5 separate regions of the Homo sapiens genome follow, and regions 2, 3, 4 and 5 are each linked to region 1. A link is a loop called in an ENCODE intact Hi-C map of the cell type or tissue named here. Cell type or tissue: heart right ventricle. All regions are shown on one strand. Links, peaks and the distances in the headings refer to the core of each region. The heading gives the core; the rest is flanking DNA.

What was found. Hi-C counts contacts between places; a loop is a spot of excess contacts. Peaks named below come from ENCODE experiments on the same cell type or tissue, not always from the same donor. Only the 100,000 strongest peaks of a DNase experiment are listed, where the experiment ranks them.
Region 2: it touches region 1 in a loop (4-fold over the local background); 21 of 110 quality-filtered maps call a loop at or near these places.
Region 3: a loop joins it to region 1, with 4 times the contacts of the local background. A loop is called at or near these places in 24 of 110 quality-filtered maps.
Region 4: it touches region 1 in a loop (7-fold over the local background); 52 of 110 quality-filtered maps call a loop at or near these places.
Region 5: it touches region 1 in a loop (3-fold over the local background); 7 of 110 quality-filtered maps call a loop at or near these places.

The regions. Positions count from the first base shown.
Region 1 is chr11:10,319,426-10,325,653 of GRCh38, forward strand. All of the region lies in intron 1 of CAND1.11 (a long non-coding RNA gene), which reads left to right. Among named protein-coding and RNA genes, the nearest start is that of CAND1.11, 14 kb to the left of the region's middle. In heart right ventricle, for the core only: CTCF peaks have their summits at 3,805 (motif pointing left) and 4,010; a DNase peak (open chromatin) is centred at 3,656; H3K27ac peaks cover 639 bases.
Region 2 is chr11:9,970,036-9,976,263 of GRCh38, forward strand. All of the region lies in intron 13 of SBF2 (SET binding factor 2), which reads right to left. Among named protein-coding and RNA genes, the nearest start is that of LINC02709, 210 kb to the left of the region's middle. In heart right ventricle, for the core only: a CTCF peak has its summit at 3,043 (motif pointing left); no DNase peak of the experiment used is centred there.
Region 3 is chr11:10,204,827-10,211,054 of GRCh38, forward strand. All of the region lies in intron 1 of SBF2 (SET binding factor 2), which reads right to left. Among named protein-coding and RNA genes, the nearest start is that of SBF2, 86 kb to the right of the region's middle. In heart right ventricle, for the core only: CTCF peaks have their summits at 3,414 (motif pointing right) and 3,636; no DNase peak of the experiment used is centred there.
Region 4 is chr11:9,859,197-9,865,424 of GRCh38, forward strand. All of the region lies in intron 17 of SBF2 (SET binding factor 2), which reads right to left. All of the region lies in intron 1 of LOC101928008 (a long non-coding RNA gene), which reads left to right. Among named protein-coding and RNA genes, the nearest start is that of LINC02709, 100 kb to the left of the region's middle. RefSeq lists an enhancer at 3,722-4,281. In heart right ventricle, for the core only: a CTCF peak has its summit at 3,115 (motif pointing right); a DNase peak (open chromatin) is centred at 3,094.
Region 5 is chr11:9,522,136-9,528,363 of GRCh38, forward strand. ZNF143 (zinc finger protein 143) reads left to right here. Exons shown (of 16, transcript NM_003442.6): 15 at 3,105-3,251; 16 at 5,395-6,228. The coding sequence ends at 5,478. Among named protein-coding and RNA genes, the nearest start is that of WEE1, 48 kb to the right of the region's middle. In heart right ventricle, for the core only: no CTCF peak of the experiment used is centred there; no DNase peak of the experiment used is centred there; H3K27ac peaks cover 1,267 bases.

The sequences.
Region 1 (6,228 bases), core at 728-5,727:
TCTGACACTCAAACAACCCAATGTGGAGATGATGTCCTTTAAGTCTTCCTGATCAGGCAAGTACCTATTTGCAGAGGGTTCCAGTAACTTCATTTTCAGAGAGGGAACTGTGGGAGCAGAGACCAGGCAGGTTATTTATAACTAACCCAGGTATATGAATTTTCTCTTTGAGGGAAAGAAATTTTCAGTTTACAGTTTTCACTGGCACCTAGGTTAGCAAACTTAAGATGTTTGCCAGATGTCTTCATCTCATGCTGTTAAATTTAACACATAACATTCCAACTTGATCTTAACTTTGTTAGTTTTTCTAAAACATCAGTTTCTTCCCAAACCATGTTTCCATGGAAAACACAAGCATTTCCAGGCAATAACCCCATCATCTGTGCCACTATAGACAATCATCAGATAAACTTCCTTAATTCATACCACATCTGCTCTTTCAGCCCTGTACGACCTTGAGCATGCACGCACACGCACACGCACACACACATACACACACACACACACACACGCACAGAGAAAACAAAACTCCTAATTATTTTTTCCCAAAATAAGCATCTGACCCAAATTGCCCTTCCAATTTTCTATTAAATGAAAGACAAATTGTCAGGACCAAATCAGCCAACTTTATTAAAAACTGGGAAGTCTTTCAAAAGCTTTCAGGGTGAACTGTCATGTTAAACATGACAAGTAGTTAATAGGGGAGAATTGCATCTATATGGTCCCTGTTTATCTCTTGGCACATTCTGGTAAGTGAAGACTGCTTGGGCACAGGCATCTCTCTCCACTTTATCACTATGGAGGACTCTTTCTTCACCCCACTACTTGAAAAATTAAAGCAATGTGAGAGCCCAAGATATGCCAACTGATTTCTAGTCTGGCCTTGTTTCATTTGGCAGGCAGGATGGGGGCAGGGAAGTGGTATAGTCGAGGACATAGGCTTTGAAGTTAGACAACCTTGAGTTTACACAGACTCTCCCTCCTCCTAGCCCTGTAATTATGGGCACATCTCTTAACCCAAGTCTTAGTTTCATTAGCTATAAAATGGGGATAATAATATTTACCTTATAGGCTTGTTGTAAGGATGAATGATATAACATGGATGAAAGCAACAACCCCTGCCTGGCAGTATAGTATAAGCTCATTAAATGGCAATTCTGTTTAAGAGTAACGACTAAGGATGCTGTGGTTTAAAAAATAAAGAAAAAAAAAGCACCTGCTCTTTCTCAATGCCAGAACACAAAGGTAAAGCAGTGAATATACCATTTCTCTTTAGATTAATCATCTCTAAAATAAGGACATGGCATCAAGGATCTCAAAGATTCTTCCTCTATGACTCTAGCCTTCTGAGGTCTTATATTCAGGGAGAAATGAACATTGAAAAGCGGGAGAAATTAAACCACCTTTCTGACTAGTTCCTTGGGAGACCCAAGCTGTGCTTCATCAGTACTTTCAGTTCCAAAGCGTATAGGATCAAGTCAGTTCCAGAGAGCAGGGTTTGGATGAGGAGGCCTGGGTGGATAGTACCGGTTAACTCCATAGCTGCAAAAACAATTCTTTCTTCACAGTAATACAATGATAGCAAAGGGGACATTTGACCTTTTCAAGATTTTTAAAATGCAAAATACAAGGTATGCACATAATCTTGTTTACTGACTGATCCTTTAAAAAATCTGGCATATTAATAATTCCACTTAAAATACTGAAGATGGGAGCCAGAAGGAAACTTGTTCTTTCTATACAATGACTGAGAAGGGAATTCTAATGAATATTTTGGCACACATATCTCATTTTCTGGCTGCTTTAGGACCCAAGAGCCAGTAGGTCATAATTAAAGCCAATAATGGCAACTCCAGACAGCCCAAATATTTTCCTGGTGCTGTCAATTCACTGCATTAAATGTTTTAACATCATTTTTTGGGGAGTGTAGAACATACGCACAGAGGGGGAATTAAATGTTGATGTGAAATTTGGAACATTTGCTGCAGGTTGCTCCAAAAGATATTGTTTATTACATTCAAAGGAATTATACAATGTTTTCCTTATTAGATAATCTTAAATGACCCTTTCTGGGCTGAGAGCTGTGAAGTGTGTCCTTAAGTTGTCAGAACAAAATCATATTTTCTGCAGAAAAAGAAAACAAAAAACATGTTTGGGGCTGAGGCTGCATGTCATGTAAATAAATGAACGTCTTCTACCTCCACTGGATCTTCAGGAATGTTCTCTTTGGTCACCAGGAGTTGTGTTGCTACAGAGTTAAAGCTACTCACTTTTCTGTCAACTCTACTTCCAAAAAGAAAACCCACAAATATATGTTTGCAAAATCTGTTTGGGATCCTGGAGACAAGGTCCTTAACTTTATCTTTTTCCTGAACAAGTTTCATACTTAAAAAAAATAATAACAATTAAAATTCCTCCAGCCCTACCCCCACCTTCTTCCATCCTTCCATTTCTACTTTAAATGATAAGAAAGTTTCCTCTTGGATGGAAATTAAACATCTCAGCCTGGGTGAGGCAGCTCAGGCCTGTAATCCCAGCATTTTGGTAGGCTGAGGCAGGAGCCTTGCTTGAGGTCAAGGGTTCAAGACCAGCCTGGGCAACATAAGGAAATCCTCCTTCTCTAATCTAAGGGGAAAAAAAAAAAAGTATCTCAGTCTAAGGTGTGTCTGAGAGAGTTCTGAATCACCATTTTGGGATGGAACAAACTGACCAGTCACTTCTTTTTTTTTTTTGAGACGGAATCTCGCTCTGTCACCCAGGCTGGAGTGCAGTGGCGCAATCTCGGCTCACTGCAAGCTCCGCCTCCCGGGTTCACGCCATTCTCCTGCCTCAGCCTCCTGAGTAGCTGGGACTACAGGCGCCTGCCACCACGCCCAGCTAATTTTTTGTATTTTTAGTAGAGACAGGGTTTCACCATGTTAGCCAGGATGGTCTTGATCTCCTTACCTCGTGATCTGCCTGCCTCGGCCTCCCAAAGTGCTGGGATTACAGGCGTGAGCCACTGCTCCCGGCTGACCAGTCACTTCTTAAAGGCAAAACTGGATTTGCTCTGCAAAACAATTCAGCAAAAACTTGGGTTCCAACTCTGGTGCTACACTGTGACAATGGAAACTTTCCAGCTACAACTTGGAAGTTGGGAGCCAAGCACAATACTAAGTCAAGGAAGGTATTTGAGGCCAAAGCAGACAGTGGTCTTGGCACTGCCTGCTCCTGAGCCCAAGCTGCAGCAGCTGTGGGGTGGTGATGCAGCTTTCAGAGATCTCTAAATCTCTAAGTACACCAGAAACCAGATTTTATTAACTCCCCTTTTCCACTTTTTTTTGCCCCTACATTTCTGCCATGGATTATATCATAATAGATGGTGAAAATGCTGTGAGGTGTATACTCAATTCCTAGGCATTCTTCCACTTAATCATACTCAGTTTTCTTTGAGGGCCTCCACATTGTAAATGAGCAACACCTTGATACTGGGAAAATGAATATGAAACTCAGGGCCACAGCCTCTGTGATCTGGTCATTCTGGGGCAGTCATTTTCCTACTTGGCCTACAGAACCAGGCAGGTCTCTGGCCTGGGGGTGGCGGGTGATGTTGTATTCTCTTGTCAAAGTGCACAGAGCCCACTCTGAGAAGATGCTATACTCTTCACGTTACAAGACGGCAATATGCCCGTTTCTGGGCCAATTGGCTGACTCAGAGATGAGGAGATTATTCCGTGACACTTTGTTTTCATTCCAGTCCAAAGGGCAAAAAAAAAAAAAAAAAATGTAAAACTCTGCTGCCACCTGCTGTTTCTTTAGGAATAAATTCTTGAAACGGTTCTAGGTTGATTGTATATTGGTTATCTTAGCCAAGTGCCTTGGTGGTGAATTTGGGGGATTTTGGAATATAAGTTTATGTAGTTGTGTACCAACTGGACTGTCATTTCCTAGGATGAACTGTTGGACCACATGGGTGGCTTCTCTCTTTCAGTCCATTAAGTCCTGCCTCCCTCATCCCTTGCTGAGACTCAAGGGCAGACTCCTTGATCCCAGACAACTTTCCAAGGGAGTTCACGCAAGGCTCTGACCAGTGAGGCTCCAGAGCAAAACCCAGGAGGCTTATAGGTTTAAGTGTCTTTTCTTTATGGGCCAATGATGTCTGAAAACTGTAGCAGTAGGTAAATTCCCCAAGCACAGACTATTCTCTGCTGGGTGTCAGTGGGTGGTATTGGAAGTGCCTCTCAGAAGTGCTCTTCTCAGCTTGAGGTTCATTTGTGATGAGGTTCATTTGTGGTGTCTCCAGATGTTTTATCTTTGTCTTCCTTGAGGAAACTGAGGCAGATTAAGGAAGACGAGTGTCCAGGAAAGTAAAGGCTAGCTCCATTTGAATCACACCCAGGTGAGAATACTTGAGCTCAGGTTAGATGATGAGAGGGATGAGGAAAACAGTGGCTCCTCGGAGCTCAAATAAAGAGCACTGGAGCATTAATATAGTCATAAGCTTAGATGGGCTTGATAAAGCCCTTAGTCATCTTATTGGAGGCATCCAGAGGACAGAGGCTGCCTTGCCTTGACTATATTAGTGGCTTGTTGCTGCTCCAAATCAGAAAGTGGGATTTTCCTTTTTGCCTTCTTTGGGAAGATCCATTTGTATGTAAATGAGTTCTTTTTGATTGCAGTCATTGTTGTAGCTGAGAATTCTTTCAACCAAGATCTTTTTCTTGGCAGAGATTACTGAGTCTATTAAGTGTGTTTTCATATAATTCTAAGTGACTTTTTAGATGGACACAGAAAGAAGTGTTAAGGAAATGACCCTTGGTCTTTTCTCCTATCAAAGAGAAAAGGCATTTGAGTGGTATCGATAAGCATTGAAGGTAACTGATGGCTTATCACTGTGTCTGGCATTATAGCTGGCACATTTATTGACTGAATGGTCAAACTTATCACCCGTTGTTCTTCCCAGAAGGTTCGTGAGACCTGTTGGGGAGGGACGGGGATAGAAAGGAACAGAAGGAAGAGTCTCAGAGTTAATCAGGTGGAAAGTCTGTAAGTGGAGTGAACCATGGGAGCTAGAATGCTATGGTAGGACCAAAATTAATACTGTATATGTCAAAATAAATGTGTATTACTTATAAAGTATATACAGTTCCTAAAAATTATCAAACAAGGTTATTATGTACAACATTTCTCCCTTCTGTGTCTCATTCCCTAAATATTATGATTGTTAACATATTGCACAAGCTTGACCATGTTTATGCTTCATGTATTTTCTTGTTTATGTCCCCGTTGTTCTCCCTCAGTATTTTGTAAAGGCTTTGGAAAAGTTCCAGCCTATCTCAGCTATGTGAAGAAGAGTTCAGGGAAGGAGTTTGTATAACACTAAAGAAATGTCAGTATCTCCTCACAGGTAGGGGCTGACATGATGCCACGGCAATGGGAAATGAAGTGGGAAACCCGAAGCAGGAAGGAAAACTCAGGAGAACTGGGTTGGGATAGTGGTTTCAGCTTCTCCTCGCCTCCTAAAGAGTCTCTTGATAGTTCTCAGGCCTTGAAGGTTCTGCCTGCCCCCAGGTTCCCCACCCCAGGAAAATAAGCAACTTCTCAGGAGAATAATGAGGTTGGTGTTTACCTTTGTGCTTCATTTGAGTAGCATGAGAGCACCCCATTCCTCACATCTGTTCATTCTTCTCCCCTTAGAAATCTTGTCTCAGCTGAAAGGTCAGAGCTAGAAGCCCCAATCTGCTTCTAGCTCTGACCTTCTGGCTTTGTCAGGAATCCCTATGAATTTGTGCTGTTGATTTTCTTTGAACTAAATACAGAAATGTGTCTGCACTCTGGGATAGAGAAGAGAGTATAGTAATTGCCAGGAGAACTGAAGATGACCTTAAGGCAGGCCAGGTGACTGGTAAACCATACCCTTCACAAGGCTACCAGAGCTCTAGCCTGACCAATATTATTTTGAAAGGGAATACATTAGAATCCCTGGTGACTAGATGAACATGGCCATCACTATTTCTACAAACCTGTCTTCTGATGAACATATACTCCTGCTGGATGGTGTCAAGACATGCTTGTTTCTTGAGTGGTTTAGATACCAGTTATTGCCCCTCCTGTTATGCCTGGTAACTAGGATGCTGTCAAGAAAATACAGCAGGACTTCATTGAGCTTAAAAAGAGCGTTTCAAAAATATTGCATTAGCCTTTTGTCCTTTCAGTCTGTTTTTCATAGAACAAATGTAATCTTAGTCG
Region 2 (6,228 bases), core at 496-5,495, 350 kb before region 1:
ACACTCCAGGTAGAATGGAATCCATTCTTTCATAAAGTTCTCTAGGGAAGGCTGCTTTACAACTATTCTTGACCAATTCTAACACTTATTCTTTGCGACCAGAAAATTCCTTATTCCCACTGAACTTATGTTATTCATGCTGTAGATTAAACTCAATACTATCCCATATATCCTATTTTTTTTTTTTTTTAGACGCAGTCTTGCTCTGTCGCCCAGGCTGGAGGGCAGTGGCGTGATCTCGGCTCACTGCAAGCTCCACCTCCCGGGTTCACACCATTCTCCTGCCTCAGTCTCCCGAGGAGCTGGGACAACAGGGCCCACCACCACGCCCGGCTAATTTTTTGTATTTTTAGTAGAGACAGGGTTTCACTGTGTTAGCCAGGACGGTCTTGATTTCCTGACCTCGTGATCCACCCGCCTCAGCCTCCCATACATCCTCTTGACACTTAAAATGGCCAACTGCCATCACTTCTTAGGGCTGCTCCCCACAATTCTTTTTGGTTATATGGCCCAGACCTAGATAAAGAAAATGTTGGGCTAAGGCAGATGATATAGCTAGTATGCCTCAGCAATATAATAGAAACACACTGCTTCCTCCCACTGCCGTAAGTGTCAAAACACATGGGTTCCAGTTCTTGCTCTAGTCCTTATTATGTGATGCAGGGAAAACAACTTTGCCTAAGTTATATAATTAAGCTTATCTTATATAAGGCTCCTCAGAAGGTGAAATCAGATTTAAAATCTGTTCTTGCCAAAGCAGCTCTCATACATGCTCTGTATTTCCCCCCATATCTAGCAAAGACAGGGAAAAATAAGTAAGTAAATCCTTAGTCCAACTCTTAGTAATCACTCTTTCTAAACCAAATGTTGAAAAAGTGTTTTACAATTCTGTCTGGACTTAACACCAATGTCACTGGCCTGTAGTGTCTAAAACTGCCCTTTTCAAAAAGTAGTGTTTTTGTTCTTCTCTGTTCTTTAGGCATGACTCTTACTCATATACTGTCTTCCCAAAAATAATAAATATCAATTCTCTAAAACATATTGGGTAGGTATCTTTTTTTTCAGGCTGGCCAGGTAATTCATATGGATCTTGAGGTCTGAATTATTTAAAGTATATTCATTACTTTGGTTTCTATCTATATTTTCTTTATAATAAAAATTAAAACTCTAAATATATTTCCCATGAAGTAAATATTTATAATAAAATTTAAAACTTGGAAAAATAAAAGTAGAAATAATCTTAGTAACACCAGTATTTTTTCTAGTTATATATATATATTTTTCTCTATTGTTATATTATCTGTCTTCTGTCTTTTTCCAAAAATGACTTGGGGTGGTTTAGAAAAAGCAGGATGCATTGGCCAGGCACAGTGTCTTATGCTTATGTAATCTCAGCACTTTGGGAGTTCGGAGTGGGCAGATCACTTTAGTCCAGGAGTTCAAGACCAGTCTGGGCAACATAGTGAGACCCCATTTCTACAAAAAAATAAAAAATTAGCCAGGCATGGTGGTGCCTGCCCATGGTCCCAGCTACTCAGGGGACTGAGGGAGGAGGATAGTTTAAGCCTGGGAGATGGAGGCTGTGGTGAGCTGTGATTGCACCACCACACTCCAGCCTGGGTGACAGAGTGAGACCTTGTCTCAAGAAAGGAAAAAGAAAAAGAAAAAGAAGGATGCACATATCACTTCTAGTCAAAATCTCTAAAGAGTTGGTCCTATAATTTGGTAAGTTCATCCTAAACTTCATAGGGACATACAAAGACCAAAAATAGTCAAGGAAATTCTGAAGAAGAGTTAAGTGGGAGAGTTAAGATTTCCAGATATCAAAACTTACATAAACCTTTAATAATTAATACAGTACAACAACTGTTATTAGTGAAGGGTTAAAAGGATGAATGGAATAGAATAGAGAGCCCCAAAACAGGACTATGTGAGAAAATATGATAGAGATAGGTGGCATGACAATTCAGGGGGAAAGGTTAGACAATTCAATGAGAGGTAGTATAACAAAGTATTTTTAGTTCATGATCTCTGATTTCAGAACGCCTCGTTTCAAACTCTAGCTTGGCCACTTACTAGTAGTGTGACCTGGTGCAGTGTCAATTCACTTACCCCATGTGTTGTAGTTTTCACATCTGTAAGGAAGATAATAATATAGTACCTACTTCATAAGGTTCTTATGAGTATTGAACGAGCTGTTACAGTAAAGCTGTTAGAACACACAAACACACACACACACACCACCCCAGAATGAATCTAAAGGCTGTTTTCCAAAAATTTTGGCTACATTCATTTAAAAAATATGTATTCTCTTATTCTCTGCATATTCTATGGCATGGTACCATGCTTCTATAACTAAAGCCATCTCTTTCTCCCAAGATTTCCAACACATTACCAACTACTTACATTTTAGTAATTATAGTAGTAGTATCCAATATGTTTTTTGTTTGTTTGTTTGTTTTTGAGACAGAGTTTCACTTTGTTGTCCAGGCTGGGGTGCAGTGGCGCGATCTCTGCTCGCTGCAACCTCTGCCTCCCGGGTTCAAGTGATTCTTCTGCCTCAGCCTCCCAAGTAGCTGGGATTACAGGTGTGCACCACCACGCCTGGCTAATTCTTTTGTATTTTTAGTAGAGACGGGGTTTCACTATGTTGTTCAGGCTGGTCTCAAACTTCTGACCTCGTGATCCACCAGCCTCAGCCTCCCAAAGCGCTGGGATTACAGGCGTAAGCCACCACGCCCAGCCCTCCAATAAGTTTTAAATAGAGTCTTCCCAGAAGCAATTAGAAATATTGTAAACCAAATCCATACACAATTTAGAATTACAAGCATTAATTTACAAGCTTGTAAAAAAGATCATGTTAAAACAAAGTTCAAAGTTGAATATCTGTAGTTATATAGATATTCTACACCAAAATGCAGATTAGGGATTTTGTTAAATTATGATATATTTAGCTGTGTTTAGAAGATTCGAAAAAGACTTATGCCCCAGAATACAGTAATATTTGGTTTTCTGGCTCCTGAGTCTGTATACTGCTGCCCTCTAACGGGCAGCATGATAAATGTAAAGGACCACATTTGCTACCTTGAACCTAACTTGGTCGCGAAATGACTTTTGAGAAGACAATAGCAATGAGAGGAAGTTTAGGGTAGGGCTCACTGTATTCTGCATATACTTAAAAACATCTGCTTTTACTTGTAACACAAGATGTGTTTGGACTGGTCCCTTGAACGTCACCAAGCTCATTAAAAGCTACAGCCAAATTTTGTGTTGAATCTCCTTGTTGAAATAAGGAAATCCGTTATTTTCCGACAGTACAAAGCAGCAGCCAAATTTTCATCTTTGATTCCAGAGAAATGCAAATATAAAGTAATAAACAAGGGCTAGACAACTAAACACTTACAGTGAACCTGGCAACATTTTTTTCCAAAGTAACCAAAATAAACTACTGAAAAGAGTTTGGCAGAATGCACTGTCTTTTACATTTTGAATTTGGATAATGATTTTCAAGGAATGGTCTCTATAATCCTGCTTTAAGAGTATACTTTAGTAATTCGAGGTAGAATGATTTTTCTCAGACATGAAAAAGTGACATATACACACATCATCTGGTCTGCAGCACCCCTCCCCCCTGCAGCACGCCCAGCTACCCCCAGCTTTGGTAGGCTAAGTGAGAATATGCCTAGGGGTTACAGAATACAAGGCTTGAAACTAATTTCAAATAAAAGCAAAGCAAGGCACAACAAAAGCCCCAAACCCCAATGGAAATTCAAAGTAGGCAACAGCCACCTTGGGAAAAAGAAAATTTTTCCTATGTATTGGTCTCAGCACTGAAAGACAAATCAATATGATATTGTTAGAGCTTATCAAGTTTCCCAGATTAATTCAAGTATTTGAAATTATTTAACGTGCACAAATTATACTTAGAGCTATGTGGGATAGCAAGTGACACAAATTTTTTTTCTAATACAGTTGATGGCAATACTGTCACTGGAGTAAATTGTTAAACATTGTCAAAACGTAACTGGACTCTTTAGAGTTGCCTGGTAGTGTACATGACATTGATGGAATGACTCATCCTCAATTTTCCAACTTCATAGGACTTTCAAGGATCACATCCTTGTGAGATGACTGAGACATTCAACTGAATGTCTTATCCTTAATACAAGTAGATGACTTTAATATTTGATATGCTGGTTGCCCTAATTCAGGGTTTCTCAACCTATGCACTAATTGACATTTGGGCTTGATAATTATTTGCGATAAAGAGTAGGTGTCTTGTGTATTGTAAGATGTTTAGAAGTATCTTTGGCCTTTATCCACTAGATGACAGTAGCACAGTCCCTCCAACTGTGACCACCAAAAATGTCTCCAGACCAATTTCATGAAGTAGGGTGGGAGGGTTGCTCCTGTTGAGAACCACTGCTCTAATTCATGACTCCAGATAGAGATTTCCTATTCTAAGACAAGTACTCTTGTCACAAGTACGAAGGCAACATACAGTGACCAGCTAACAGTCCTATACTCTCACTCACCTGCTGAAATACAAATTAGAATCACAATGAGATACCACCACATACCTGTTGGAAAGGCTAAAACAAGACACCCCCAACACCGCCCAAAAAAAAAAAAAAAAGAAAAGAAAGAAACCAGCCGGGTGCAGTAGCTCATGCCTATAATCCCAGCACTTTGCGAGGCCGAGGCGGGTGGCTCACGGGAGTTCGAGACCAGCCTGATCAACATGGAGAAACCCCGCCTCTACTAAAAATATAAAATTAGCCAGGTGTGGTGGTGTATGCCTATAATCCCAGCTACTTGGGAGGCTGAGGCAGGAGAATCGCTTGAACCCAGGAGGCAGAGGTTGTGATGAGTCAAGATTGTGCCATGGCACTCCAGCCTGGGCAACAACAGCGAAACTTTGACTCAAAAAAAAAAAAAAAAAAAAAAAAAAAAGAAAAAAAGAAACCAACTGACAATACCAAGTGTTAGTAAAGATGTGGCACAAATGGAATGCTAATATACTGCTGGTGAAAATGCAAAATAACGTAGACACTTGAGAAAACAGTTTGGCAGTTTCCTATACAGTTAAATATTGTATTACCATATATTCCAGCCTCCCACTCCTAGGTATTCATACAAGAGAAATGAAAACTTATATTTATACAAAAACTTATGCAAATGTTTGGGGTGGTTTTATTCATTATTGCTAAAATTGTCTTTCAGTTGGTCAACAGGTAAATAAAACTTTAGTCCATCCATAAAGTGGATTACCACTCAGAAAAAGGAATAAACAACTGTATGAAGCAACATGATTGAATCTGAAATGCACTGTGCTAAGTGAATGAAGCTAAACTCAAAAAACTACATAATGCCATTATGGAAAAGGCAAAACTATACAGACAAAAAAATTGATCAGTGGTTGCCAAGTGTTTGAGGTGGTGGGAAGATGTGACTATAAAGGAGAATTAAGGAACTTTGGGGGAGTGATAGAAATACTCTACCTACTTATTGTGATGCTAGTGGTTGTATGACTTCATGCATTTGTCAAAACTCGTAACTGTAGATTAAAAAGTATACATTTTACTGTATATAAAAATTAGATCATGATAAACCTGACTTATAAGTGAACAAAGAAATCAGATAGGACGGGAGGGGGGTTCAATTTGAAGCCTATGCTTTGCGGGCAGGGCTTCATTTCATCATCATTATCTATATAAGTCGTTTATGTCTATGTCTTGACTCTCTAAAGGTAATCACAATATTTTACTTCCTTCCTATAATTAAAAAATTCCTTTATTCACAGTTGGCAAACAGTATAAATATCATCAGTGTAGATGACATGTAGTGAAATTAACCTGGTAGTGAAATTAACATTTTGCGGAAATGTAAAGGGCGTAGATTTTATTTGATTTGGACTAGTTATTTCTTGTATTTGAGTTTTGTTCTCCCATTAGGATTCTATTTGGTTCAATGCTGGGCAATGAAATATCCATAAGGCACAATTATAAATCTCATATTCTTCTTCTTCTTCTTCTTCTTTTTTTTTTTTTTTTTTTGAGACGAAGTCTTGTCTTGCTGCCCAGGCTGGAGTGCAATGACGTGATCTCGGCTCACTGCAACCTTTGCCTCCCAGGTTCAAGCGATTCTCCTGCCTCAGCCTCCCGAGTAGCTGGGATTACAGGCACATGCCACCACACCTGGCTAATTTTTTGTATCTTTAGTAGAGAT
Region 3 (6,228 bases), core at 725-5,724, 110 kb before region 1:
TGGTTGACAAGGGCTTAAGGGGGTAAAGGGAGTGATTGCTAACGGATATAGGGTTTCTTTGGGGTGATGAAACATTTTAAGTAAATAGTGGTGATGTCGCATGTTCCCACTTGTATGTGGAAGCTGAACAATGACAACACATGGACATAGGGAGGGGAACAATACACACCGCGGCCTGTTGGGGGGAGGTGGGAGGGGGGAGGCAGAGTATCAGGGTAAAATAGCTAATGCTTGTGGGGTTTAATATGTAGGTGACGGGATGATAGGTGCAGCAAACCACCACGGCACATGTTTACCTATTTAACAAACCTACACGTCCTGCACATGTATCCCAGAACTTAAAATAAAATTGAGTTTAAAATAAATAAACAAATAAATAAATAGTGGTAATGGTCGCACAACTCTTTGAATATACTAAAACCACTGCATTTTACATTTTAAAAGGATGAACTTTACGGTATGTAAATTATATGTCAATAAAGGATTTTCTTTAATGAATCTCTGATCAGACACAATGGTATAGACTCATTTTTTCTTGCTCTTCCCCACTAAGTATAAGCCTATAAATAACACAGGAGGCAACCAAAGGAGAACTCTGAAAGGTGGTAAGAGGAAAGTAAACTGTTTTGTAACCCTCGGAATGGAGGAACAACACAATGGCAGGACATCTTACCTATCTCTACCAAACAGAAGAAGGCAACCCAGGCCTAGCATGTCCCAATCCCCAGGTTAACAACAGAAGGCAGCCAAGGTAGGCTCACTCATCTCCCAGATCAAACAGAAGTTCCACTAACAACACAGGGAAAGCCCAGAACCATGAGCAGGGGATAGACAGCCACAGTGATAATAAGCAGCCAGGGAAAGCACTTTCCTTCACTCCTGGCCCTGACTCCCTTTCCCCAAAGGCAGATACCATGTGAGTAGGCATCACCAGCAAGAGAGACCCCATCACAATAAGCAGGATGGCCTGGGAAGCCTTTGTCATCACAGGCCTAAGGCTCTCCTACACAACCAAGAGAAACTGAGGTGTCCAGCTAGCACCAGCAAGAGGTATCTCGCTGTATCAAGTAACCTCGGCAGACATTTTGTTTCTATGGGCTTAAGAATTCCCTCCCCAATCCAGAAACACTGGGGTAGTCAGAGGACACCAGTAAGAGAGACTCCACTGTAACAAGCAGTCTGGCCCAGGTAGTCTCTTTGTCCTCATGAGTCAGAATCTCTCATGTACTCCCCAGTGACATCAGGGCAGTGAAATAGCACCAATAATGAACATCGTGCCACACAAAGTAGCCTGGTCCAGCAAAACCTCTTTGTCCCTGTAGCCTGAGAGTCCCCTCCCCCACCAAGAGACATCAAACAGCTCAGCCTGGGGAATGATTTCTGCCACCTCAGGCAGCACCAGTGGGAGCTCTAGTGCTGCCTGAGGTGACAGAAGGGCTATATTTAATGGCCCCAGCATTAAATAAACAAAGAAAACCAAATAACCAAGAAAATCAAAATAACACTGAAAAGGCTCTGAAAATTAAACTGCCACTGGAACAACAGCCTACAAAATTAGACTATGGTCTACATGCTAACTCTAAACACAAAAACTAACATAACAGCCAAAATGTCCAGGATATAGTAAAAAAGCACCCATTACACCAAGAACCAGAAAAGATCACAACTTGAATGACAAAAAGACAATTAACTGATGCCAACACAGACATGAATCAGATGGAAGAATTATCTGCAAAGATTTTAAAGCAGCTACCTTAAAAATACATCAAATCATAAACTCTCTTGAAACAAATGAAAAATAGAAATATCAGCACAGAAATACGTTATAAATCAAACAGAAATTATAAAACTAAAAAATAAAATATCCAAAATTAAAATCTCACTGGATGGTTTCAATAGTAGAGTGAAAATGGCATAGCATAGAATCAGTGAACTTGAGGTGAAATCAGTAGAATTTACCCAGTCTGAACAACGGAGAGAAAACAAATTAAAATATAAAGAACATTGGGAACCCATGGGAGGTCCACAGACCATAACAAAAGATCCACTATTCATATCACTGGAGTCCCAGAAAAGAGGAGAGGAAGAGGGGAACTAAAAGAATATTCAAAGAAATAATGGCTAAAACACTCCCAAATTTGGTGAAGCACCAAACATATTCAAGAAGTTGCGTGACTCTCATACTGGATAAACTCAAAAGAAATCTACACTAAGATACATCATAATTAAACATCTGAAAATTAAAAACAAAGAAGTCTTGAAAGAAGCCAGAGAGAAACATTTTACCTACAGGATAACACCAATTCAAATGACAGCAAATTTCTCATCAGAAACCATGAAGGACAGAAGAAAGCAGCACAACATTTTTCAAGTGCTGAAAGAAAGAACTATCAACTATGAATTCTATTTCCCACGAAACTACCCTTAAGGAATGAGAGGAAAATCCAGACATTCTTGGACCAAAAAAAACAAAGCAAAAAAAACTACACTAACATTGAAGATTGGCTGAAGGAAGGTGTTTAAACAGAAAGGAAATTACAAAAGAAGCAATACCGGAGCATCAGTGGCAAAACAAAAATACAAATCCAAGTCATCCTCAATCTAGTACTTAAATACTTCTCCAGTCCAATAGCTGGTGTTCTGATATCAGCTGGCTCTAAACCTCTTCCCAGGGCAATATTCTTCATGCTTATTCCAACAACCTTTAAGATTGCTTAAAACTTCTCTGTCCTTGAAGCTTACTGCTTGCCTGATTTGCAACCTTTAGTTGCCAGGGTAGGGTGAGGAGGGACCAGAAGGCACTGTCAGAATTGATTCTTTTTTCAACACAAAACTTAATCTGAGTATGACCCTAACAGATAAGTTTAGTCCTAGGGCCCTCTCTCCTAATACTTCCTTTTCTATGGGAAAAAAAAACTAGATCATACAAGGGCAAGCCCAAAGGCACAATAATTAATATTTTTTCTCACTGTAACAAATGGAAAACAAGCTCAACCCTCTCTCACAAGCACTTATTTAACTACTTAAAGAAAACTACTATGTCTTATCAAAGGTAAATATGATATCCATTTCCCTTAACTTCTGAGTACAAGGGCCTATTAAAACACCAGTACATTAAAGCTATCAACAGTAATTATGAATACACAGAAATCATCTAAAATATAAATACCTTCCCATGGTTGATAAACTAATCTAAGAAAGTCCTCAAGAAAAACACTGCCATGTTTTGAAAAGAATACTACATTGGTAATCAGGAGATCTGAGGCTTATCTTAGCTCTGTCACTAACTGGTGACCTTAAGCAAATCCTCTAACTTCTCTAAGCCTTGGTCTCCCACCTGTAAAGTGATCTTAGGTCCCTCCTGGCTCTAAACTTCAGGCACGGTAAACCAACAAAAAATGTGAAATACATACATCTACCACTAGATGGCATAACACTATGATTGCTGATCTGAAAAGCAGACCAAAATCTCCTCCAGATAGATTATGTTGTTAGGAAAACTATACCAGTTTAAATTATACCAATTTAAACTAAGCCTCAATAACTTGTCTGCTGGCAAAGAACTCCCGGCTACTTCATAAACACCTTCATTTTGTATGATGTAGAATGAGAAACCTCTTTCTGAACTTGTTACAGTTATCATGAACCAAACTGAAAATTTACAAAGACATGATTACAGAATTCTGAGAAACTAAGTTTACAGCAAAGGAGGGGGTGAAGGAGGCGGTGAAGACGTGTGGCAGGAAAGAACACAGGTGGAGGGACAGAATGGAGAAAAAAAAAGAAGCTGTTTTTTGGCAATTTCTGCAGTATTATCTATGCCTATCAAGGTATTACGAAAATTATTACCACTATACCACAGAATATTTAGCCTCCCTTGATAATTCAGCAGAGAAAACACTGCCACATTAAAATTTCAGACAAATTTCTTGGAACCAGCTTTAAAAACATTAATATATTGGTAGTATCTATAAAACATTGATCCTTTCAGAAAAAAAATACAACTGAAAATTTAAAACACAATTCTCTATGACTTAACTGTACCACTTTCACTATGTTTAAGTTATATTTACGTTTTCTTCCAATTGCAGATAAGACTAGTACATAGCAAGTGCTTAGTTTCAGCATAGATTTTTTAAATACAACATTTTTAAACTAGGGAGGAAAGTTATTGATTAAAAAACAGCAAAGGCTATTATGTTAATCTTCCTTAAACAAGAAATTCGTATCTGTTGCATAATGCAACTGGACATGATACACATAAATTTCTCATTAAAACTCATTCAATGTGTCCCTATCAATGTATTCCCTAACCCTAAGTCAATAAAGGAGAAGTTACAAAAATCCTTAGTTCTCCAGCAACCTGTGCCTTCAAAATCAAGTAGGCCTTTCTCATTACACAAATACAGGTGACAAATTTCTTCTTCCCAAATACAGTTTAAACATGTCCCCTGCCTACAATGCTCTCCTCTCCACAAATTTGTTTTTTTTTTTTTCCCATCTCTAACTTCCTATCTGCAACTCAAAGTTCACCCTGGAGCATCGCATCTACAGCACAGATAATCCAAGCCGTGTGTTTTCTGCTCAACTCTTCTCTCAAACGCAAACTTCCTATCCTGCAAAAAGCATTACAGATTGTTTATCTGTCCAAACAAGTTATGAGGCTGGTTATAATATACTTTACTACCAGCTGTTTTCCTTAACGTTTCACTCTCCTGAAGACAATCATTTCCTTCTTGTAACAGATAGAGTATTTCTCAAGCTCCCAATGCTGTTTGTACCCCCTATTAAGCATTTCCATAAACACAGCAAATTAATCATGACCAAATTGGGATTTTCTATTATTTCTATAAAATCTGTATCTTCTCTCCCTCCATTCTCTATCTCAGAGAATGGCACGTTATCCATCTAAGCATTCAGTGTCTCCACTAGGATTATGTTCCACTGCATATGACAGAAAACCTAAAACATTAATAGCTTAAACAAGATAAAAGTATATTTCCTTTCATATAAAAGATGTCTCGAAGACAACACTCAGGATCAATGTCAGATCTATGGGCTCAAAGATCCAGCTTCTTCAGGTTCATCACTCCACTATCTACAGGTTTAGACCCTTGTTCTCATGGTTTAATATGTCTGCTAGAGCTGCAAACATCACATCCATGTTTCAAGTAGAAATCAAGAAGGAAGGAAGGAAGCTGGGCACAGTGGCTCATGCCTGTAATCCCAAGCACTTTGGGAGGCTGAGGCAGGAGGATCACTTGAGCCCAGGAGTTCCAGTTCAGCCCGGGCAACATGGCAAAACTCCATCTCTACAAAAAGAACACAAAAATTAGCTGAGTGTGGTGTTGCACACCTGTGGTCCCAGCTACACAGGAGGCTGAGGTGGCAGAATTGCTTGAGCCTACAAGGTCAAGGCTGCAGTGAGCCAAGATTGCTCCACTGCACTCCAGCCTGGGAAACAGAGCAAGACCCCATGCTCCCTTGCACAAAGAAAAAAAGAAAAGAAAGAAGAAGAGAAGAGGAAGAAAGGAGGAGGAGGGAGAGGAGGAGGAGGAAGAGAAGGAGGAAGGTATAGAATATTTTAAGGAGAATTTCTGGAAGAACAATTTCACTTACATATCACTTGCCAAAGCCTTGTCACATGATTACACCCAATAGCAAGGGAGTCTCTTAGTCTCTTAGACAATTGCCCTGCTAAAACACAAGAGTTTTATTTCTAAAGGAGAAAAAAATAGTATTAGGAGACAACTGGCCGTTTCTACCAGAGTCAGCTCTTAGTCTGACAGGTGCCAACACATCATGTAGAACCATCTGTTAACCAAGAACACAGCAGACTCCCCAGGAATAAAACCATGGGTGTGGGGTTGTGAAAGGAATCACAGTATGGAAAGGGCCTCTTGTGGCCAGGCGCGGTGGCTCACACCTGTAATCCCAGCACTTTGGGAGGCCGAGGGAGGTGGATCACCTGAGATCAGGAGTTAGAGACCAGCCTGGCCAACGTGGTGAAACCCCGTCTCTGCTGAAAGTACAAAAATTAGCTGGATGTGGTGGCAAGTGCCTGTAAACCCAGCTACTTGGGAGGCTAAGGCAGGAGAATCGTTTGAACCCAGGAGGCGGAGGTTTCAGTGAGCTGAAATTGCGCCACTGCACTCCAGCCTGGGCGACAAGAGCAAGACTCTTGACTCAAAAAAAAAAAAAAAAAAAAAGAGCCTCTTGCTTGCTCAA
Region 4 (6,228 bases), core at 730-5,729, 460 kb before region 1:
ACCAAATTGTCTTTCAAAAGAACTGAAAGTAAATCAAAATAAATGAAATGCCAAATTAACTGCCAATTAGCACTTCTGTTTTCCCCTCACTTTATGATTTTGTTTCCCAAAGTAATATTCTACCTTGGAACCTCTGAAAAAAACTTGTATAACATTGCATTTTAAATTTTAATGATAATTTACATTGCCAAATTTCAGTTAGTGACTTGAGTCAACTTTCCAAAACTATTTCTGCCACCTCTAAAAGCTAAGGATGTTTCAAATTTTTAAAAATTCATAATTTTCCAAGAAAGAGTAGGTACCATTTTCAATAAACATTTTTTGGCCCATTTTATTCTTTGGAATTGAGTTCATCTGTTTTCTGTGAGTAGAACTAAAGTTTCTGATAAGTTTTCTTTCGAAGCAATTTAATAAGCTGAGTGTCTTCTCCTGAAATGCTGGACACTGAAGATGATTACTAAGGTTATATAACTGTTACACAACAAAAGTTGGTTCATTTCTTAGGGACGTATACCAGATATATAAGACATCTGGTAAAAATTACACGCTCAATACATGCTAATCTCCTTTTTGGTCTAGAACTGCATACCACGAAATGTAGTACCTGTGTAGTTAGAAGCTGGGTGGTTGTGATTTTGCCTTAAAGAGTCTCTGTGTACTACATGCCATCTGTAAGACCCTTTCAAGATAGGACTGTGTTACTGCTGCTGAGGTAACTGGCTATAACCTCAATTCTCCCTATTAAGTGGCTGTAAGTTGTGGCTATGAAGCAAAAATCAGGAGTTCTTTGAGGGTGCACAGGGATCATTGTTGGATTTCATTATGCCTATCTGCTCATTTAAGAAACAGTTACTGTCTACCTATGGGAAATCATGAACAAAATGTGTGTGGTTTTGTGAGTGCGTAAGCAGAAGCCACACACACTGAATCACAAGCTCCTTCTATACTCTGCATGAAGACACTTGGGACATGGATTACACACTTTTTCCTCCTTCATTTTTTAGTCCTTTACTGTAAGGACCAACAATTGTTTCAGTAGCAGTACACAAGCCTATTTTGAAACAGTTTTTTTTTTTTTTTTTTTGAGACAAGGTCTGGCTTTGTTACCCAGGCTGGAGTGCAGTGGCATGATCATGGCTTACTGCAGCCTCAACCTCCCAGGCTCAAAAGATCCTCCCACCTCAGCCTCCCTAGTAGCTGTAGTAGCTGGGACTACAGGTGTGCTCCACCACACCCAGCAATTTTTGTAGCTTTTTTTTGTAGAAAAATTTGAACCTGGGAGGTGGAGGTTGCAGTGAGATGAGATGGGGTTTTTGTAGAGATGGGGTTTCATCATATTTCCCAGGCTGGTCTTGAACTCCTGGGCTCGAGTGATCCACCTGCCTTGGCCTCCCAAAGTGCTAGGATTATAGATGTGAGCCCCCATGACCAGCCTGAAAGAGATTTTAAAGGCACTAAATTCAAATGAGATAAAACTGTAATTCTCAACTGCCTTTACCATGAGTATACTCAGGGCAGTACCATTTCTTACAAATGCAGCATAACATAATCAATGGCAACTCTAAAAATGTTGAAGTCTTGAAATTATATTCATATAGATAAACTCCAAAAAACTGAGCTTTTAACAAATCCTTATCAGATTCTCACAAAGTACTTTTAGGATAATCAGCATGCCAAAAAAGTTATTAATTAAACATCTTTTATTAAAACTTAACAGAGATGTACAGGAATCTGAGGGTGTAATGAAGCCCCACCTTTCTTCAGTATTTTTCACACTGATGGTGTATATTTGCTTTCCTTGGCACATTTGAGTTGACATTACAGGTTGAATGTCCCTTATCTGAAATACTTGGGACCAGAAGTGTTTCTGATTTTGGAATATCTGCATCATATTTACTGGTTGAGCATTCTAAATCTGAAAATCTGACATCTGAAATGCTCCAATGAACATTTCTTCTGAGTATCATGCCAGCCCACTACAAGTTTAGAATTTTGGAGCATTTTGAATTTTCTTTCTTCTTTTTGGAGACAGGGTCTCACTCTGTCACCCAGGCTGATGACAATCATAGATCATTGCAGCCTAGAACTCCTGGGCTTAAGGGATTCTCCCGCCTTAACCTCCTGAGTAGCTAGGACTACATGCATGTACTGCCATGCCTGGCTAATTTTAAAAAATGTTTTTTGAGGCCAGGCACAGTGGCTCACGCCTGTAATCCAAGCACTTTGGGAGGCTGAGACAGGCAGATCACTGAAGGTTGGGAATTCAAGACCAGCCTGGCCAATATGGTGAAACCCCGTCTCTACTAAAAATACAAAAATTAGCTGGGTGTGGTGGCAGGCACCTGTAATCCCAGCTACTTGGGAGACTGAGGCAGGAGAGTTGCTTGAATCTGGGAGGTGGAGGTTGCAGTGAGCTGAGATCGCGCCACTGTACTCCAGCCTAGGCAACAGAGTGAGACTCCATCTCAAAAAAAAAAAAAAAAAAAATGTTTCTTGAAACAGGTTTTCACTATGTTGCCCAGGCTGGTCTTGAACTCCTGGCCTCAAGCAATCCCCCCACCTCGGCCTTCCAAAGTGCTGGGATAGGATTAGGCCACCAAGTGTGGCCCAAATTTTTGAATTAGATATACTCAACCTGTATCTTCATGTTTATGCACAAACTAAAAGTTGAATATGCAAAAACTAATCTAAATAGTTTGAGCAAAAGTGGGACTATATATGTTCCAAGGAAGAAAAACGGTGCAAGACAGAGTGACAGTGGCCCAAAGGGTCAGAACCCACAGCCTGTTTACTAGGTGAGCATTACAGCAGGGTGAAGTGACTATAGTACAAACACTTGGTGGCAAGACAGACACAAACGGCTATGGCATCTGTGATAGTGGCAGTAGTCTTAGTAAACAGAGAAAATAAGTGCCTGCAGATAAAATGATCTCCTGATATGTGCGTTAGAAATCATTAACCCCCAAATACTTAAAATATTATTCTTTTTCTAGACATGCAGTTTGCCTTCTTTCTTTGTGGTTTCTTGCTTTGTCTGGTCAACCACAAGCAGGGAGCACTGTGTCCCTCAGTGAGGATGGGCAGGGCCATTCCACTGATGGGTGTTCTCAGGACCAGCAGAGGGCAGTATCACTTTATTCTGCCTAGACTCCATCATGGCTTGATCTACAAATTGCAAAAATGGAACTTTGCAGTCAGCTTGGGCTAGAAAGTGGGTGGTAAGGTAAATATTTCAGGTGTTCACTGTGCATTTGAGAGAATCTATAAAGAAAGAGAACTGTTCAGGGTCATATGGTAAGATGAGTAGAACAGATGGGAACAGAAATAAAGCTTTCCATTACTCTACGTTGTTTCTGTAAGATACAAAATGAACATATTTTACAAAACAAACCTGTAATATAATTATGTAGGGAAAGATGTAATGAGACTTTAGGGTTTCAAATTCAGTATAACCTGGGACAGTAGCAGTAATTTTAGTAAACAGAGAAAATAAGCATCTATGGATAAAACTATCTTCTGATTGTGATAATTTATTTAAAAAAATTTTTTTTATTATTTTGTGTTTATTTTATTTTTTTGATTCTAATAATTTCTCTGGTTTGAAGAAAAACTTTCCCAAGACAAGATGGTTTTACAAATTGGTCTGTATACTAGCATCATAATCTTTTAATATTGCACAAAGATGAGATTTAACTCATACTGAGGGTGTGAGATGGTGGTGCTGGTTGGGAATGCTTTTGTCAAATCACATCTCTCTTTCATTCTCTTCAATTCTGGCAACAATATTTACATTTCATAATAATTTTTAAGATTCTGTCCTAAAAAAAAAAGTGGTATTGTGCCATGCAATTTTATGAGATGTTTAAGAATGTGTTGACTTCCTTCTTTATCTAGAAAAAACAGCCCGTGAAGGTACTAGATTAAGCAATGCCATTCATTTTCCACAAAGCTTTCAAAGGAAACCCAGCATGGGACAGGATATGAAGAATAAACTCATGGGGCTCACCAACCAGCAGGCCAGATTCAAATCCAAATAAAGGATGCAAATCATCTGAGAGATGAGATGGTTAAGGGAAAGGTTAAGATATCAGCATGAGGGGCCTGTTGAAGGCCTGTCTGGCTAGACATGTTAGTTCCCCAAGCTCAAGGCTCTCGTTTGGGAGCTCAGGGAAAACCAGATTTCAGGAAAGAAGGCTAGCTGGCAGGTCTTTTCCATAAACATGTAATGGTCTTAAAGAATAATAGAGAGATTCATTGTCTAAATTGCTGGAGATTTCCTATCTAGTTCTGGTCCCTGGAATATAAGTGTACCTAACTAACTGCACAATTCAGGGATGGTGCTAGCAAGTCCTCCTGTGATTCTGCTCTGGCCTGACCAAGTCCAGATATTAAATCACTTTAATAATTAATTTTAGAGCATTTTCTGATGAAATTGGGAGTCTTTCTTTTGCTTAGTCTTGAGAGACAAACAAAAGGAAGACAGGAATAGAAAAAATTGTATCCAAAACCTGGCTTTATCAAATCTTAAACATATTTGCTTTGTCCCTCCCTCTCTCTCTTTTTTTTTTTTTTTAAAGAAAGGACATACAATACATACAAGTCCACTGTATACTTCTCCTGATTCTATTTCTCTCCTATCCTAGAGGTAACCATGATCATGAATTACATATTATCATTCCCATTTTGTTTTTTACCTGTGTATGTCCATAAAGAATACATAAGTTATATTGCAGGTTTTATTCTATCCCTTATTGATGCTTTTCATGTATATAACTCATATTTCATCTATTTATGTGACATCTAACAACTATATAATTAATCAGGAACAAAACACAACTGGCTTATGTAAACATACAACTCAGTTAGCAGGAGCAGAAAGAGAATGGCCTATAAGCAATGAGTATTTAGGATATTATGCTCATTAGTTAGTGGGATTTACAGAATAGTGAGTAATCCATTTAGTTAAATGGGATGACTATAAGCATCTTCTACAGTTTTTCCTGTTTTACTACCTGATACTCAGATTGAACAGTACAAGTATCCTTAAACTCAGAATGGTCTATAACCCTTCTAGATTGCTCAGATCAAGGCATACAATTTCTGCACGAGAGGTATATTCATCCACCAGCATTGTCCAGTATTCACTTGATGTGCCAGATTCTATAAATGTCAGTAGTTGGGATGAATGGATTGAAGTCCTTTTTTATCAAGACATAGTCTCGCCTTGTGACCCAGGCTGGAGTGTAGTGGCACAAACAAGGCTCACTGCAGTCTTGACCTCCTGGGCTCAAGCAATCCTCTTGCCTCAGCCTCCTGTGTAACTGGGACCACAGGCACACACCACCATGCCTGGCTAATTTCTGTATTTTTTGTAGAGATGGGGCCTCACTTTGTTGCCTAGGCTGGTATCAAACTCCTGGGCTCAAGTGATCCTCCCGCCTCGGCCACCCAAAGTTCTAGGATTAATGCCATGAGCCACCAGGCCCAGTTGAACTCTGTTTTTAAACCATTTAGCCTTCTAATGATTCTGTGTCTTAAGTTGTTTAGTAAATATTAAGAGTTCAGAGGATAAATCAATTTCTTTCCTTTGTGGTCCAGAAATTGGTAGACATCAAATCCAAGACTGTTGTCAAGTCCTTTGCCTGGGTTTGGTGGTCTCAAAAATATAAGATATAATCTAAATTCTCCCAATCCTCCCCATTTTTGGCCAGTTTTTATTTATTTTTTTTTTTGAGACAGGGTCTCACCTGCTGCCCAGGCTACAGTGCAGTTGGCACAATCTTGGTTCACTGCAGTCTCAACCTCTGGGGCTCAAGTGATCCTCCCACCTCAGCCTCCTGAGTAGCTGAGACTACAGGTGTGCATTACCATGCCTGGCTAATTATTAAACAAAATTTTTGTAGAGATAGGGGTCTCACTATGATGCCTAGGCTGGACAACTTTATACAAGTAGTACAATGTTGTGTTTCATTCTGCAACTTGGTTTTTCATGCATTATGTTGTTAGATTTATTCAGGTAATGAGAATTATCTGACAACTAGAAATATCTCTGTAAAAAATATTTAAAATAAGAAAAAATTATTATAACCAACCTGTACTGAGTATAATACATTCTCAGTATAAATATTTACTGATTCAGTTAGTCCTCACAACAATCTTATGACCCACTGAGATAAGTACCATTATTTCTCCTGTTTAAAAATGAGGAAAAAGCCGGGCGCAGTGGCT
Region 5 (6,228 bases), core at 751-5,750, 800 kb before region 1:
TATTGGAAAAAAAAGGTTTAAATTGAATGATCTTAGTTTCTACCTTAAGAAAAATTAAACAAAAAAAGTAAATGGAAGGAAATAAGGACTGGGCGCAGTGGCTCACACCTGTAATCTCAGCACTTTGGGAGGCTGAGGCAAGTGTTCCCGAGTAGCTGGGACCCAGGCTGGCCTCAAACTCCTGGGCTTCAGGGATCCCTCAGCCTCAGCCTCCCAAGAAGCTAGGACTGCAGGTACAAGCCACTGCTTCTGGGGAAAAAAAAAAAAATTTAAATTGTCTACTGCCCTTCTGGAACTCTAGTTACATGTATATTAACTAGGTGTTGTCTTACAAGTTGCTGGGAATCTATTTGGCTTTTTTGTTTTTTGTTTTTTTGAGACAGTTTTCGCTTTTGTTGCCCAGGCCGGAGTGCAATGGCACGCTCTCGGCTCACTGCAACCTCCGCCTCCCGGGTTCAAGCGATTCTCCTGCCTCAGCCTCCCAAGTAGCTGGGATTACAAGCACCGGCCACCACACCTGGCTAATTTTTGTAATTTTAGTAGAGACGGGGTCTCACCATGTTGGTCAGGCTGGTCTCGAACTGCTGACCTCAGGTGATCCACCCGCCTTGGCCTCCCAGAGTGTTGGGATTACAGGTGTGAGCCACCACACCTGGCCTATTTGGGGTTTTTAACAATCTTTCTCAAGGTTCTTCAGATGGAGAATGTATATTAATTTGTCTTTGACCTGGTTCTCCTCCCTCAGCCTCCCGAGTAGCTGGGACTACAGGCACCCGCCACCATGCCCAGCTAATTTTTTGTATTTTTTTTTTTAGTAGAGGTGGGGTTTCACCATGTTGGCCAGGCTGATCTCGAACTCCTGACCTCAGGTGATCCACCCACCTCGGCCTCCCAAAGTGCTAGGATTACAAGCGTGAGCCATCATGCCTGGCTAAGCAATTGTAATTTTTAAATTGCATTCTGGACCTTGTGGATGACACATTATAGAGATTCTGAATTTTGTTATCTTTCTCTGGAGAATATTGATTTTTTTTTTCTATTAGCTAGTTAAATTACGTGTTGTGGCTGGGTTTTGTACTTTGTTAAGGCAGGTCTGTTTCAGTGTTGCTATAAGGTCTTAGGGTGAATATTTAGTCCTGGGACGTAATCTTACCTCCTAACTTGGTAAGATTGAAACTTCAAATTCCGTCTCTCTTTGGTGAGTTGCACTGAAAGCTCTCCTTAGTTTCTCAGCCTTCTAGATGCTGCTTTGCCAGTCTTGTTGGAATGTTGTTGGAAACCGGAAATATTTGTGTTGAGGGGTCTTAAGGATTTGAGGCCGGGCGCGGTGGCTCACGCCTGTAATCCCAGCACTTTGGGAGGCTGAGGCGGGCGGATCACGAGGTCAGGAGATCGAGACCATCCTGGCTAACACGGTGAAACCCCGTGTCTACTAAAAAATACAAAAAATTAGCTGGGCGTGATGGCGGGCGCCTGTAGTCCCAGCTACTCGGGAGGCTGAGGCAGGAGAATGGCGTGAACCCGGGAGGCGGAGCTTGCAGTGAGCCAAGACGGCGCCACTGCACTCCAGCCTGGGCGACAAAGTGAGACTCCGTCTCAAAAAATATATAATAATAATAATTATTATTCTGGCTGGGCGCGGGGGCTCACGTCTGTAATCCCAGCGCTTTGGGAGGCCGAGGCGGGTGGATCGCCTGAGGTCAGGAGTTCGAGACCAGCCTGACCAACTTGGAGAAACCCTGTTTCTACTAAAAATACAAAAATTAGCCGAGTGAGGTGCCGCATGCCTGTAATCCCAGCTACTCGGGAGGCTGAGGCAGAAGAATCGCTTGAACCTGGGAGGCAGAGTTTGCAGTGAGCTGAGATCAAGCCATTGCATTCCAGCTTGGGCGACAGAGCGAGACTACCTCAAAAAAAAAAAAAAAAAAAAGGATTTGAGGACAGTTTATACAAAGATTTGGGGGCTTCCCACTCAAATTCTTTGCTTTCTGGGCTATTCTTCTCTGTACTGCTATTCTGGCAGCCCTGGACTCCATTATCTTTAACCTTAAGTTGCCCCAGGCTGCTCAAACTGGGTAGTGCCCTCAGTGTGAAATCTATTTAAACACAGATATAACACAGTGTGACTCCCTTCTTTTGAGAATCCCCTCTAGTTTCTTCCTGCTTGTCATTGCTCCTCAAAGCCTTCATATAGTTGCTTTTTCATATTTTTGTCAAGGGTTTATAATTGTTATCTGCAGGAAGGTTAGCCCAATATAAGCTACTTAGACATTGCTGGAATGAAATCTGTTTTTCTTATAGAATTAGGGAACATTATTGGGATTGATCCAAGCTAAATATCTATTAGCTTAAAATGTAGCATTTTTAGTGGATGAATAGCCAAGTAAAACAGCAGTTTTCATTTTTAATCTATTCTTTCTCTGAATTTGGCTGAGTAAAATTTTAGAATATCATCTAACAGAAATAGTTAATTGCCATTTTCCATGTTATCTGCATTTTTTTAAAAAGTTGTACTTGTGGTATAAGAGCCACAAAAGCCCTTTTAATCCTCCTGGCTAGATGCTGCAAGAGGAGTATGGGAAGATTCCATGGAGTCTAAAATGGGAAATGAGTATGAGATGAGATGCTGTTTGTCAGTAGTACCACTGGTCCTTTCAGTTTTCCTAGTTAAATGGAAATCTAATTTTAAATACGACAAGTAAAGAGGAAAAAAATCATTTATTTTCTCCTATGAGCCAATCTCAGGAAAAAAAAATGGACATTTGAGGTGCAAATTAGTCCACATACATAACTTCCCAAGCAGTCACTTAGGGGTAATAGAATCTAGGTACAGCCACATCTCCCTGGCTAATGGGGCCTGGCATAGCAGATCCATTTCTCCAGTGTTCTCTACCCTATTTTGCCGTTGGCTCACTTCATAACCTTAGATAATGAGCCTCAACTTCCTCAAATAAACCTCCTTTCAATATAGGCTTTGACAAGTCTATGGTCAGAGGAGTTTTTCCTTTTCAATTTGAAGAAATCCATTGTATTAAGTGGACTTTAACCTATTTAAATCGCAGGTTTAATTCTTTATGTGTATGGTTTGTTTTGTTTTGCTTAAGGTTGCAATTGTAGCTCAAGACTTGGCAGCATTCCATACTGCCTCATCAGAAATGGGGCACCAGCAGCATAGCCATCACTTAGTAACCACAGAAACCAGACCTCTGACCTTAGTAGCAACATCCAATGGCACCCAGATTGCAGTTCAGGTGAGTACCAAGGCATACTGTCCTCAGTCGACAGCAGTGCTGCTCATAGCTTTCAACTTTGTACACTGTGCTTCGTGTATAACCTTTACAGGAGGCAAGGTGTAGAATAATCTCTATCACCTAGCCTACTTTAAGGAAATCGGTGTATTTGAGGTGGACTCAAAAAGACCAGCACTTTGTTCTCTACCCATCTTTGCATATTCTAGGGGAATTTATAGCAAGAAAAAAAACCTTCAGGTATATATCCCTGTGTGCACCCACCCAGGCATCTTTACTCTCAAAATAAAAGTCTAATTAGGCAGGGGTCTGTAAAGCACTTAAGAGCTACTCCTTAGAGAAAAACCTAGTGGAAACACAAATCCTAAATAAGTCCTCTGAGAATCCTTGCACAGCCCCCATTTTAAAGTGGGGAATGTCAGAAGACTTAGAAGGAATCATTCTCTGGGAAGCAGAGAATTTAGAATCTTAGGTGCAGCCGGGCATGGTGGCTCATCCCTATAATCCTAGCACTTTGGGAGGCTGAGACAGGTAGGTAGCTTGAGCTTAGGAATTAGAGACCAGCCTGGGCAACATGGTGAAAACCATCACTACAAAAAACACAAAAATTAGCTGGGTGTGGTGACGGCTGCCTGTAGTGCCCAGCTACTTGGGGGGTGCTGAGGCAGGAGGATTACTTGTACCCAGGAGATTTGAGGCTGCAGTGAGCCAAGATTGTGCCACTGCACTCCCGCCTGGGTAACAAATGAGACCCCATCTCAAAAAATAAGAGACCAGCCCAGGCAACATGACGAAACCCCATCTCTACAAAAATACAAAAATTAGCCAGGTGTGGTGGTGTGCACCTGTAGTCCCAGCTACTCAGGTGGCTGAGGTGGAAGGATCACTTGAGCAAGGGAGGTTGAGGCTGCAGTGAGCCAAGATCGCACCACTGTACTCCAGCCTGGGCAACAGAGCGAGACCCTGTCTCAAAAAAAAAATTAGAATGTAAAGTAAAATAGAATCCTAGGGGCTAGGTGCAGATTACCTGTCCTTAGGGAGATTTTTTTTCCGCCCACGTGTTTACTTGATAAAGAGTTAGAACACACTCCAGGAAATGTCAGCTGTTGGCTTTATGTAGTTTATGGGTATAGAAGCTAAAGGCTCAAGAAGCTCTCTTTTGTTGGCTGAGGTAAGCATCTTTTGTCTCTTGCATGTATGAATTTTTTTTTTTTTTAGTTTTTATTTATGTAAAAATAAATAGAGATGGGGTCTCACTATGTTGCTCAGGCTGGTCTTGAACTCCTGGGCTCAAGTGATCCTCCTGCCTCAGCCTCCCAAAGTGCTACGATTATAGTCATGAGCCACCATGGCCAGACTGTATGAAGATTTTATCAAAATCCCAAGTAAATTGCAGGCCAGGCACGGCAGGCTGGGAGTACAGGTGCACGCTGCCATGCGCAGCTAATTTTTGTTTTTTGAGACGGAGTCTCGCTCTGTCACCCAGGCTGGAGTGCAGTGGCACCATCTTGGCTCACTGCAAGCTCCGCCTCCTGGGTTCATGCCATTCTCCTCCCTCAGCCTCCCCAGTAGCTGGGACTACAGGCACCCATCACCACGCCCAGCAATTTTTTTTTTGTATTTTTTAGTAGAAATGAAATGGGGTTTCACTGTGTTAGCCAGGATGGTCTCAATCTCCTGACCTCGTGATCTGCCCGCCTCGGCCTCCCGAAGTGCTGAGATTACAGGCGTGAGCCACCGCGCCCAGCCAATTTTTGTATTTTTTTAGTAGAGATGGGGCGTTTTGCCATGTTGCTCAGGCTGGTCTCGAACTCCTGGGCTCAAGCAATCTGCCTGCCTCCACCTCCCAAAGTGTTGGGATTACAGGCATGGGCCACCATGCCCCGCTGAGACCTCATCATATCACCAGGCCTGGCTGCACATAGGATTTGAAATTCAAAAAAGAAAAAGAAATTGCATTGCATTATTCTCCCCTGCAGGAAATTGTTTTGTTCTCTTAATGTTTGAGTTAGCAGTAGTATTTTAACAATCCCAAGTGTCAGAATTACAGAGAGAAGTTTCACTTCTGGCATATAACATTTCTTTGGCATTTTCTTGACTGTGGCTTTTGAATTGTTAGCGTTTGATGTGTGTGTTCCTGTTTCAGCTTGGAGAACAGCCATCTCTGGAAGAAGCCATCAGAATAGCGTCTAGAATCCAACAAGGAGAAACGCCAGGGTTGGATGATTAATCCTCAGAACAATGGAGCAATAAAGCAGAAGGAGTCTTTCATCTTCTGGCAGCAGAAATCCATGAAGCCCGGGCCCAGGAAAATTAGAAGTTTTCCATTCCTGATACACTGTACACATTTTTATGCGAGAGTGGAGAACATTTTATTCTTGACACTTTTGTGTATATAACCCTTGGAATAGATTCTCAGAGTGATTCATTGTGTACAAGGAAGTATGAAATTAGGGCAATACAGTAAATTTTCATGTTACTCTTTTATCAGATCACAAACTCCTAGAGTCTACATGCAAGACTAGTAAAGTCTTATGGAGTCTTATGATGGATTTTTAACTTCCCGTGGAAAAAAAAATAAAGGCTGTATCTAAAATATCAAAGGTTCTATATGTCACACAATCGTAATTCCAAAAGCCATTATGGATAATAAAGGGTGTAAAGCCTTCAGATATTTCCCCAGTTAGTAGAGTGTCTGCGGTTTTTGTTCTACTATATGCTTGTCCATTTTTATTTGTATCTCATGGTTTGCAGACTGTTTGAATAATTTATAGTTTCCCATCCCTGTTAAAAACCAGCTCTTCAAGCTGAAATGCTAATTATATTGGCATTACATTGAATTATGTACAAAATTATAAAATTTGGTTATTTAAAATTAAAAAGTTAAATCCAGTGGTTTTGTTAAAGATTTTGCTTAGTATTCAATTTTTATTACTGTTTTTTAAAAATAATGAATCATCAAAGTTTAACCACAGGCTGG